3 separate regions of the Mus musculus genome follow, and all the other regions are linked to region 3. A link is a contact called in ENCODE Hi-C or POLR2A ChIA-PET data. All regions are on one chromosome and are shown on one strand. Each heading gives the region's core, a stretch centred on a gene start or an enhancer-like site at or near the end of the contact. The rest is flanking DNA. Distances are from core to core; before and after follow the strand shown.

Region 1 (3,657 bases), core at 382-2,881, 110 kb after region 3:
ACATGGAAATGTGGACCCTTGTCAACAAAGCACAAAGAATCACAGGAGCCAGATGTACAGCCTGGAGTTTCATTTCCATTTTTATTGGACATATTTACTAAATTCGCAATGTGTGGCAAGTCATGCATGGCTCTGGAGAGTCATTACTTCTCAGACAGCGGCCTTTGAAGGATGCCTTTCCCCTAAAATGTCACTGACTGAATGCGAGGGTTAGGGGTGGGGCCTGATCTTTGAAAAACAGAAAAAGATCTTTAAATAGAACAAAACCAAAACCCAACAACTTTGTGTGTGTAAATGTGGGTGGGTGGATGCATGTGGGCCACGGTGCCCATATGAAAGTCACAGGACAACCCTGGGTGTCTATTCTCACGGTCCACCTTGAAACGGGGGTCGCTGATGCACAGCAGACTGGCAGGCCCTGAACTTCTGGGGCTTCCTAGCTCTGCCTCCCGTCTTGCCAGAGGAACGCTGGGCTTCCAACCTCCCAGGGCTGCTCTCCTGTGGGCCTAGGGATCTAAACTCAGGTCTGCATACTTCCTGGCAAGCCCTGCACCTACTTAGTAATCTCAGTCAGAAAGACCTTAATCAGGCAGCCCAGGGAGTGGCAGCACTTCCGGCCCAGTAGCCAGAATGAGCCCATTCCTCAGCTCATTTCCATTTGAAGAGTCATCCCCGGTGCTCCGGGTCGCTCCCGAGATGGGCTAGAATTTACTCAAGGGTCCTGGCCCAGCAGGAGATTCCTTAATGAGCTTCCCCCACCAACTCCATCAAGAAACCAAAAGTGGCCCTGGTTTCTTTCAACTGGGAGCAGGGTGGAGGCAGGCAGCTGGACTGTCCTTGAGGCTCAGAAATGACTTCAGAGCAGGCGTGGCTTTTGATTCACACAAACACACCAGCTCCACACAAGACTTCAGTCAACTCTGTAGTGAAGGGTGGAACCAGGCAGGCATCACTGACCTGAGGACAGCCAGAAGTGCCCATTAACCTGAAGGCCCCTCAGGCTGCAGGAGGAAGCAGATGGGTTCTCAAATTATTTCTCACTGATATCCTGTAAGAGTATTACTGAGCTAATCTATCTATCTATCAATCAACCTATCTATCTATCTATGAATGAATGAGGCACTTTCTCATTCAGAGAGGCACAGCACTGAGGTAAGATTCCTTATAATTAGCTAGTTTTGCCGTGTCTGTCACCCTCATAGAACTTGCACAGAGGCCCACTACATAGTAAAAAATCACACAGATGTGTGCACATGCACATAACTGCTCATTTAACTCCTTTCCTTCCTGACAGGCTCTAAGAGCCAATTTATGAAAGAAGATGGAGGTAATTTTCCACACCACAAATCAAATGTGATGTCAGAGCCTCAGGCAAATCCTGTATCCTTAACTATAGGACCATGAAACCAATGTAAGCTGCCCTTAAAGAGAGTTTTCAGTTTTATTTAAAAGGTTTATTATTTATTGGTGTGCATGTGCATGCATACGTAAGCTGGGAAAGCAGCTTGGTACTTGCCTAGCATTCCTGAGGCCTCTAGCAACATGCACACAGGAGCATGTGTGAGACACATACATGAACTCCCTCTTTCTAACATAACAGAGTACTACAGGGCCTGACTGTACTGGGGCATGGCTGGGACACCCAGAGCAGCACTTCCTGCATAGCTAAGAGCTGGTGTGACAGGGCTGCAGGCAGAGGACTTCTGACTACAGCACATACCATTCTCAGGGCCCATCCCCATCAGAAGTGAAAGTGAATCAGGAAGAATGAAAACACTAACTTTAAAAAAGCTCAATGGAGAGTCCTGCTTGATGTGTGCTGGGTTGGTTCCTTCCCCAGAGGTGAGAACAGAGAGAGGGCAGCTGAGCAATGTAAGGAGAAGACTGTGTGCTCTGGGAAGGGCATCAACAAAGGCGAAGTCTCTGAATAAATATCCTGGCTATTTTCAATTGCACTTAAAACAAAGAATTAATTATAGGCAGATCCAGGCAGATAAGAAAGCCTCTTTGGAGGAAAAACATGCTCTTGAGGAAAAGACAGCAGCAAAAACATCCACTCTGTAGTTTTGTTTATTTGTTTTAGCTGAAAAACAATTCAATATTCCTTAGGAAATTCTATTCTTTGAAATCATGTGCTCAAAATACCAGGCATAATGAGAATGTTACTATTTTTATTATCTAACGTTCTTAAAAGCTTCTAGAGTTTCTTACAGAGCAACAGCAGACCAAACCTATATCAGGTCTGGAAACGTTTTCACTCATCTCTGCAGTTGTCTTGTCTCCAGGAGAAACTGAAGACCTGACCCTTGCTGACAGAGGAGGCACACATCTGTATTCCCACCACAGATGCCCTTAAAAGTTGCTGTCAAAGACGTTCACTTACAGGCCACGTCAGCTTCTATTCTAGGAAGGCCGAGAGGAAGCTTAGCTCTTACTCAATTTGACTTTTGTTTTATGAAATAGTTTTTTATCTTCCATTGTGGCTTCTTTATCTTAAGTTTGGCTCATGGGGTCCTGGGACAAGGCGGTAGGGTCTAATGGGCAGAGTCTGGAAATGTGAGGTTATGAGAAACTCCTTGTGAGGGCTTTACAGGAGTCGGACCTTTAACACCAAGAAGGATTTCAGCTCTTTTTAAACCTTTATTTTATAAACCTATTGGCAAATGTAGGAAACATGGCCACTGAAAGACCAGGGGGCTAGGGCTGGAGCTCAAGGGTGGAGTCCACGCCTAGTGTGCACAAGGCCTCTGGTTCTATCCACAGCATCACAAAAACAAACCCACCAGGCTGGGAGCCAGTGCTAAGTAAGTTCAATCTAACAGACTTTACAAACTCTGGCATCTTAACCACCGAGACCAAGATGACACAGAGCGGAGTGGTTTGTTTTCTAAAAGATCCCCATTTAGGGATGAGCTCCCCAAAGGGGCGGCCATTAGAGCCACCTGTGGTTAATTAAGCTGATTTAATTAAAGTGAAAAATTCAGCCATGCTTCAAGTGTGTGGCAGCTGCATGCAGCTTGGGCATGGCACAGATGCGACCAGGCGTGTGCCCCTATGAGGGAGGAGAAAGGAGACCTTTGTGTCCTGAGTCCAGAAGGTAGATACAGCCAATGCACTGTCCTCATAAAAATGTCCCCTTTGATATGACAGGAATTTGTTGGGGAAGAGCAGCGGGGAGGGGCCTGGGAGGGAAAACTGCAGCTGCGATGTAATATATGAGAGAAGAATAAATTAATTAAAAAGTGACAGAAACTTGAGCGAATTTAAAGCAATCGTCTTTCCCCCTCAACTGAAATGTAGAGCAAACACTAATCATGCTGGTAAGTTCTGAGTACTCTGAGGGATCAGGGTCCCTGTGGTGCAGATGTGAAAGGAACTTTAGGACTCCTTCCTTCCCCATGACCACACAGCAGGGCCCTGACCTCAGCCTCCTGCATCCTCCCAGCAGGTAAACTCTGGGGCCTGCCTCATGACTAACCGGATGGAGACAGACACAAGCTGCATGGCCACCAGAGCCCACACACCTGTACTAAAAGAACCACACGAAAGTAAAACGTCAAGGTTTGAAACTCACCTATGACTCTCAGCAGTTCTTGCTGAGGATGCAGAGGTTGGACAGACCTAGTGGTGTCACCTTAAGGCTGAGTGCCACGACCA
Region 2 (3,642 bases), core at 78-2,577, 64 kb before region 3:
GAGAGTTCTACATCTTCATCTGAAGGCTGCTAGCAGAATACTGGCTTCCAGGCAGCTAGGATGAGGGTCTTAAAGCCCACACCCACAGTGACACATCTACTCCAACAGGGCCACACCTTCTAATTCCCCTGAGCCAAGCATATACAAACCATCACAGATGTCAATGGTTTCAAGGCAAGGGAACGATTCCACCCAACCATAGTTCCTACATATGATGATGACCAGCAGTTAACTGGCACTGAGAATGTATGTTAAATAGCTCTAGGGTAGCACTGGCCTAATGGCTTGGGGTTTAGGGGTGAGCAAAACAACCCAAAACCTCTGCTTTCTTGGATTACCTATCTTCCCCCAAACAGCCCATGTCCTAAGTGAGGTACTGACATGGTTAGGAGTGACACCCTGAGAAGTAAATAGACTGCAAAGAGAATCTGGGGATGCTGGGAGAGAGTGCAGAGGCGTTTTGAATAGGGCAGTCTCAGTAGGTCTTGGAGACAGAGGAACAGTTAGTTAAAGTCATAGAGGAGGTGAGGGGCAAGCCGTGCAGATACGATAGGGGGAGCCATAGAGGAGACCAGCCTGGGCTGAGTGGGTTGAGGCCCAGGCTAGACTGCAGACAGATGTAGGCAGGAAGAGGCTCTGTCAGAGGTCAGAGAGCAGGGTGAAGGAGACTGGGCAGCGAGGGAGACAGGAGGCCATATGAGGCAGAACTCCAGGTTTCAGGAGTTCTGTTTGTACTCTGAGAAGAACCAGGGGCTGTTGGGATGCTCTGAGCAGAAGCAAAACGTGGTTTGAATTATGTTCTAAAGCATGCCTGTTGAATCCGGTTCAGACAGGAGGGCAGAGGATGAAGGGAGCCTGGTCGGGAGCTACTGTCAACAAAGCATAGGCCAAGCACACAAAGGCATTCACATACAGATGTGTTACATATGGGCAAACACATGTGTGCCCTCCAGTACAGGCACATATACCTGTAAAAATATGCATACCTACTGACACTTGTATACACATACATGCACAAAATAAACGTTTGGGCTTGATGTTTGGAGTTGTGAGCAGGGATGGAGAAACCCTCTCCCTACATAAAGGGTTAGAAACCAAGCTACCCAATCTTGAATGCCAGGGCAAGCTTCTGTAAAAGCCAGCCAACAAAGACGTGGCTGTGCACCGTTCTATGAGCCCCACGATCTTGCTGAGCTCTTGGCAGGGATGGAGAAGGGTCAAAGGACACAGACAGGCTGGGTGGCCTGAGAAGTCAGGGGAGACCCTCAGGAATAAAAGGGCTCTCTGAAGCGCCAGGAACCGCATGGCTGTTACTGTAGTCAGCGCAGTTGCTGTTAAAATAAGGACTAGTGGTTTCTATGACAGGGCGCAGAGAGTGTTTCCTCTCCTGTCTCCAGTTGCCTGGATACCTCCCATCCATGCTGGCCATGCAGATGACTGACCAGCCGCAGGCCTTCCCACCCTGGCCTTGTATCCCTTGCTACCCTTTGCCAAGCCCTCTCGTTGCTTTCTGGTCTCATTTCTTCACTGTTTAGCTTGGGTCAGTACGATTCCTTCACAAGCTCTGGTCCCAATTCTCCAGCCTTATTCTCAGTCACCTTATCATGGAGTGGGAAGGACATTTATAAATAACACGCTGGCATCACCCAAAGTGCCCCAACAAACAAAGAAGTCCCCCTTCAGACATCTACATCTGGGTCCCACATGGGCTGAAATAGCAAAGCCCAAGTTCAAGTCCGGGCACAAGAAATGTGATACTGGGGTTGGGGGCGAGGGATGTGGCCCCAGGGCCAGCTAGACTATTACCTCACACCAGTGACTCAGAGTATCGGAGCCAGAGGAGGGAGTCCTCTCCCGATGGGAGAGTAGCAGGCTGGAGCCTCCAGCAACTGCTGTTGGAACCCTTCTATCTCCCTGCAGGGCTCAGATGTGAGCATTCCTGCATCTCTGAGGAGGAGAGTGAATGTTGCCTTTGGCCTTCTGTGATTACCAACTATTCCTGGAGTTGGTGGTAATCCCGGGGCAGTGAAGGAGGAGGAAGATGAGAAAGGGAAGCAGAAGTAAGTTCTCTGAGGACCTTGTGGAGACATTGGCTTGATCTTCTTTTGGCCATCTAAGCAATCCCCGCCCCACCCCCCTAGCTGTGAGTCACTGACTGCTGCAGAGCATCATGGGAAAGGAGCTTGAATCCCCGAGGGACAGGGGTGTGAGAAAGGCAAGCCTACAGGATGAGCTCCACACCATGTGAGCTGTGCTGATGAAGAGCGGAGTAATTCCAAATCCTCAAGGACTCCTGGCTTGACTGTGGGGCCTCAGAAAGGCTGGAACTCGGCCCCCGGGCTTCTCCCTGACCCAGCACACGACACTGAACACGGGAGGACACCAAGGAGATAGTCAGTTGTTGATAAAGAGGTACTAGGAAGCTGAACTCGGCCCTGAGAGGTCGGGCAGGCGGTGACAGCTATGGGGGCTGAGGGAGTGGAGTGTGTAGGGCCTGGATTGTATGCTTATCCTGTTTTCCTCGGGAAAGGGGGAGAGCTCTGCCCAGAATACTTTGCGGAGGGAAGACACAGAAGCTCCGGAAGGTGAATAGAGAAATTAGAGTTCTTTTGTTGGAGAAGCAAGCCTCACCTCACCTTTTGCTACAATCTTGACATTCATGCAGTGTAGTCCAGGACTTCCCTTTCCTTGGGCATCAGTGAAGAAGTTTCCAGGTTAATGCATGAGTTCCAAGATTCACGTTCTCTTAGAAAAGCAAGCTCTGGTCTCCTTTCCTCCTCTTCTCTTCTCTTCTCTTCTCTTCTCTTCTCTTCTCTTTTCTTCTCTCTCTTCTCTTCTCTTCTCCTCCCCTCCTCCTCCTCTTCTTCCTCTCTCTCTCTCTCTCTCTCCCCCCCCTCTCTCTCTCTTTCCCTTTCAGAATTCCTGGTGGGTTCCCTCTGTAGACTCAGCTAGGTGGAAGATCCCCAGAAGTACTCCCCACACGGGACATGGAGGACCCTTCTGAATCTTTTTTGTGTTTCTCATGCTGGATTTGTTTCCTATTACTCCAGGAAAAGAATTTTCCAGCCCTCTAGGCTGCTGGCTGGAGGCAGCCACAATTGCTAATGTAACTTACAAAGCCAGAGGCTGTTTATCGAGTGAAAGATCTGCTTGTTTTTCTAATTGTCCCTAATTGTTCCTATAAAACTGGTCCTAGTAATGAGGAGGAAGCTGTGGTTGAGCTGTGACATCCCAGGAGGATGTGACCCTGTTTGCCAAATATCTGGATCAAGCACCAGCCATTAGGCGCAGTGTGGTGTAATTACATTTTGGAAGGGCTTCGGGCAGATGGATGATATGTTCCTGTTTATAATTGAATTCTACTCCATAAAATGTGAATTTATTTGATATCGGCCTAAGCATATTGAGATGAACTACCTCTTCATTTTTTTTTCAAACTTTCTCTCTGGTCTTTTTTTTTTTTCCTCCACCCTGATTTCTGTTACAAGAACATTCTAAGATGAAAGGCCAGAAAGTTAGCTTTTAAATCTGGCTGTAAACCCAATAAACCAACCAACATCAAGAGCCAGGACACCAGAGTTTTGTCCATGGTGACAAGATAACCCCAGAAACAAATCCTGCCCCAGCGCACGTTCAGTGCAG
Region 3 (3,643 bases), core at 153-2,652:
TTCGCCCTAGGCCCTGGTGGGAACAGGGCTCTGAGCTCCCATAATGCCCCGGGGGGGTGGGGGTAGGACAGGGCTCTGATCCCCCACAATGCCCTGGTGGGAACAAGGCTCTGTGCTCCCACAATGTCTTGTTGGGAGGAGGATATAGGGCTCTGAGCTCCCACAGTGCTGGGGGTGGGGGGTGGGGTGGGAGGGGAACGGGGCTGTGGGCTCTCACAAGGAGAAGATGCTTCAGTCCCATAGCTGCTTTTGGAGTCTGGCCACACCCTTAAGAGGTCAGCTGAGTTCTGCCCTAGCCCTGCTAGCCTCGCTAAGGCACGGGCAACCACCCCCACTCCCTCTGTTTATATGGATGTTGTGCGTTGGAGGAACGGGTGCTGTGCTACTTATGATTGAGGGACTTCCTTCTGCCTCCGTCAGCTTTAGAGACACTTTTTTCTTTCTGGTCCACAGGCCTAGGGCTTGTGTTTGTTTCTGACTGTCTTATAAGTACTTTTCACGTTTAAAATGTTCAGTGAGGGTAGGAGCCGGAGAGGGGCCATAGTGAGAGCTCACTTCAACATCAGAGACCCAGTTGTCTTAGAACTTTTCAAGACTGACACATACTCTGGGACCATGGAAAGTTGGCTCATTCCTGCTCATGGGATTAGGATGAGGATGGGGGCCTCGGAAAGCAACTAGAGAGAGGAAGGAAGAACAGGACCATCCACGGGAGGTCACCAAGGCTACAGGCACTGAGGTGGAGCCTTCCCTTGTTCGGATTCTTATGTCCTGAGTGAGTTTTGCAGTGCTCCCTGGTAACCACCTCCTCGGGAGCACTTCATGCTGTAACATATGTGTATATGTAAGATCTGCAGAACATAGACCATTTCCTATGCGGTTGATAACATGGCTAATATCTCACTGTCTGTCTTCACTGTAAGATCAAATGCAAACGGGGAGGGGGGTGAGGGAAGGGCTTGGGTAAGGGGGAGGGGTGGGACACTTTTCTGTTCCCAGCAACAGTGTTGGAACTCCTACAGAATGTGAGCCTGCTCCTGAGGTTAACAACCTTGTCTCCTGGTTGCTGGGTCACGCGGTGTTTCCTCTTAACCAGAGTGCAAGTGTTTGGAGCTCATCATTCAAAGCAAAGTTAATCCCCGAGGACAGGAGCCTGGCTGAGAGCCCAGAGCCTGTTGATTGGAGCTCCGGAATGCTGGGTAGGAGGGCCAGTCTAGAGGGAGGAGCTGCTCATTCAGTGTGGTCTTCACACACTTCTGCATCTAGTTTTGATGACACCAGGTGAAGAACCCGAGAAGATAGAAGCTGGGAGTGGGGGTGGGGGGCAAGTCTCCCCTCTCCCCAAGGTGTGTCCACCTAGGACCTCAGAGGCCACTCCACTTGGAAAAAGGTTCTTTATAGATACTGTCAGTCAACACCAAGTCATGATGAGTTAAGCTGGACCCAAGCCAGAGGTCAGTGTCCTCATAAAGAAAGAGCACTCGGAGACAGAAGACTGGGAACAGGGGCAAGAGGCTGAGTGTCCATGGAGACAGCAGTTGCCCAGGAACAGCACAGGGCTGCTGGCCATCTCTGGGGGCTGAGAAATGAGGAGGAAGGGAACTGAGCCTGCTGGTGCTCTGAGGTGTGGCTGCTTTCTCTTCATAGAGAATTTCTTTCTGATTAGCGTGGTCACTTTGCTTCCTGCAAAGCTTCCTTGCTACTTTTCGATCTGCTCAAGGTTTTATTTCATTCTCAAACAAGAGGCCAACTACCTAGAAACACCCGGTACAAACTGACCAGGTGTCCTTTCAAAATGAAAAAAAAGAAAGAAAGAAAGAAAGAAAGAAAGAAAGAAAGACCTATCAATATTCCAAATTGAAGCACAATTTATACACACTAGATAACAGAAACATCCAAATCTTAAGTGAGGTTTTTGTTGTTATTGTTGTTGTTATTGTTATTGTTTTCTTTTTGTTTGTTTGTTTGTTTTCTGTTCTGGGCCTAGGACCCAGTGTGTCTACACCCACCTTCAGTAAACACTCCACCACTGAGCTACATCTTCAGACCTCTTTTTACTCCTTTTCAGAGAGAGAATCTCATTCGCTCACCCAGGTTTGCCTAGAGCTCACTATGTGGTGGATCCAAAATGGCACCTGACCTAACACTACTCCCTAAAATTCCCCAGCTCTCCAGCAAACCACTTTCTTCTGGTTCGTAAAGGTTTTACAGCCTTTCAAACATATTGCCACCATCTGGGGACCAAGTGTTCAAAGGCACAAGCCTTTAGGGGACACTTTACACTCAAAGCATAACACCTGTATATTTCTGTTCAAGTCAGAGCCTGTGTCCACCAGGGCTTACAGTGAAGGACACGAGACTAGCGCTCATCGTGGAAGCTGTGGAATGACAGGGAAATGTGTTCTCTATGACCACTGTCTGCTGCAGTGGAAAGAGGTTAGAGTGAAGACAGGTAGGGGAAGAGAGATACCTCAGGGAGAACCTGGCAGAGCATTTGTGCTCAGTGCTGTCTCTGTACCACTTTGAGGCCCAGCCTCATCCCACACAGGTGGAGGTCATTGCAGGACCTAATGTATCTAACACCTTGCCCTGCTTGCAGATCCTGCAAACAGAAAGGAGTTGGGACGGCCCTACCAGGCTTCTGGGAGATTCTAGCCTGGGTCCACTTCTGCATCTGCACTTTTAAGAAAACAAGGGTTGTTTTGTTTTGTTTTGTTTTGTTTTGTTTTGTTTTGTTTTTACTGCAGCTCAGTAACAACCAGGAGGTCTTGATCCTGCTTCTGCAATTTGCACTTGAGTTCTGTCTGTAAAATGGGATAATCTAACCTGTGAGCACTGGATACACCGCTGCCAGGACGCTCTGTGGTCAAAGGGGAGCCATGTGAGAAAGCATGAGACGAGATTAAGTTGTGTGACAGTTTCTACTCAGTCATTTTGGTGATGAGTCTAGCTGCAGATACCATCCAGGATTGTTGGCCAGCACAATAGGACAAAGCCTATGTCCTCCTGGGTTTGACAAAGTTGAATCCACAAAGCTGAACATCTGGGCACACAGTGGCTTGTGTCTGGGGGAAGGGTCTCTGTTGGCTTCTCATGGCTGTGTGCTGCTATGTCTGGCAGAGACAACCTGGTAGTCGTGTATGGCGAATACACTGGACGAAAGACAACCATGCAGAGAGCTGCTGTGGCAGCAGGGGAATGTCAGGAGGAGGCATGGCAGCGAGTGGCTTACTGCACTGTGTAAAGACGGAAATGAACCCAACACAAAAGGCAGGAAGAGACGCAGAGAAGAACACAGACAGAGAGACAGGGAACAAGGAAGAGAGACACATGAAGAGAGATCAAGAAACACACAGAGGCAGGTGGCAGGGGCAGGAAGTATTGTCACACTGGAAAACAACATCTACAGACAGTGGACAAAGATGACAGAGTTAGCCAGCAGTGACTGAGTCCAGCCTGTCACGTTTCAGATAAGGAAACCGAGGCTGGTGACTGAGCCTGATCTATTTATAGCTTGTGTCATAGCTCATGAGAACTGTGGCTTGCTTTGGAATCCAGTTCTGAATCTTGGAGGCAAAGACACATCAGTTTGTGAGAAAAAAAAATTATAATTTGCCTGCAAGTGTTTATTGTCTGTTAGGAT

Evidence for each region. A loop is a pair of places that touch in the nucleus more often than their neighbours do. ChIA-PET counts read pairs that join two places held with the same protein, here RNA polymerase II (POLR2A).
Region 1: a loop to region 3 is called in a map of Patski, with 2.3 times the contacts of the local background. The contact joins two enhancer-like sites. A Hi-C loop is called at or near these places in 1 of 37 maps with a recorded cell type or tissue (Patski). POLR2A ChIA-PET finds 5 or more read pairs at or near these places in 1 of 5 experiments (Patski).
Region 2: a map of left cerebral cortex shows a loop between it and region 3 (1.9-fold over the local background). The contact joins two enhancer-like sites. A Hi-C loop is called at or near these places in 1 of 37 maps with a recorded cell type or tissue (left cerebral cortex). POLR2A ChIA-PET finds 5 or more read pairs at or near these places in 1 of 5 experiments (embryonic stem cell).

The regions. Positions count from the first base shown.
Region 1 is chr8:125,460,025-125,463,681 of GRCm38, forward strand. The region is part of intron 10 of Sipa1l2 (signal-induced proliferation-associated 1 like 2); the gene reads right to left. Among named protein-coding and RNA genes, the nearest start is that of 4930566D17Rik, 60 kb to the right of the region's middle. Within about 2 kb of position 1,632, at least 1 of the 3 ENCODE cell types and tissues checked has a DNase peak (open chromatin) inside an H3K27ac peak, as active enhancers do.
Region 2 is chr8:125,284,289-125,287,930 of GRCm38, forward strand. No RefSeq gene overlaps it. Among named protein-coding and RNA genes, the nearest start is that of Gm30713, 100 kb to the right of the region's middle. Within about 2 kb of position 1,328, at least 1 of the 3 ENCODE cell types and tissues checked has a DNase peak (open chromatin) inside an H3K27ac peak, as active enhancers do.
Region 3 is chr8:125,348,374-125,352,016 of GRCm38, forward strand. No RefSeq gene overlaps it. Among named protein-coding and RNA genes, the nearest start is that of Gm30713, 36 kb to the right of the region's middle. Within about 2 kb of position 1,403, at least 1 of the 3 ENCODE cell types and tissues checked has a DNase peak (open chromatin) inside an H3K27ac peak, as active enhancers do.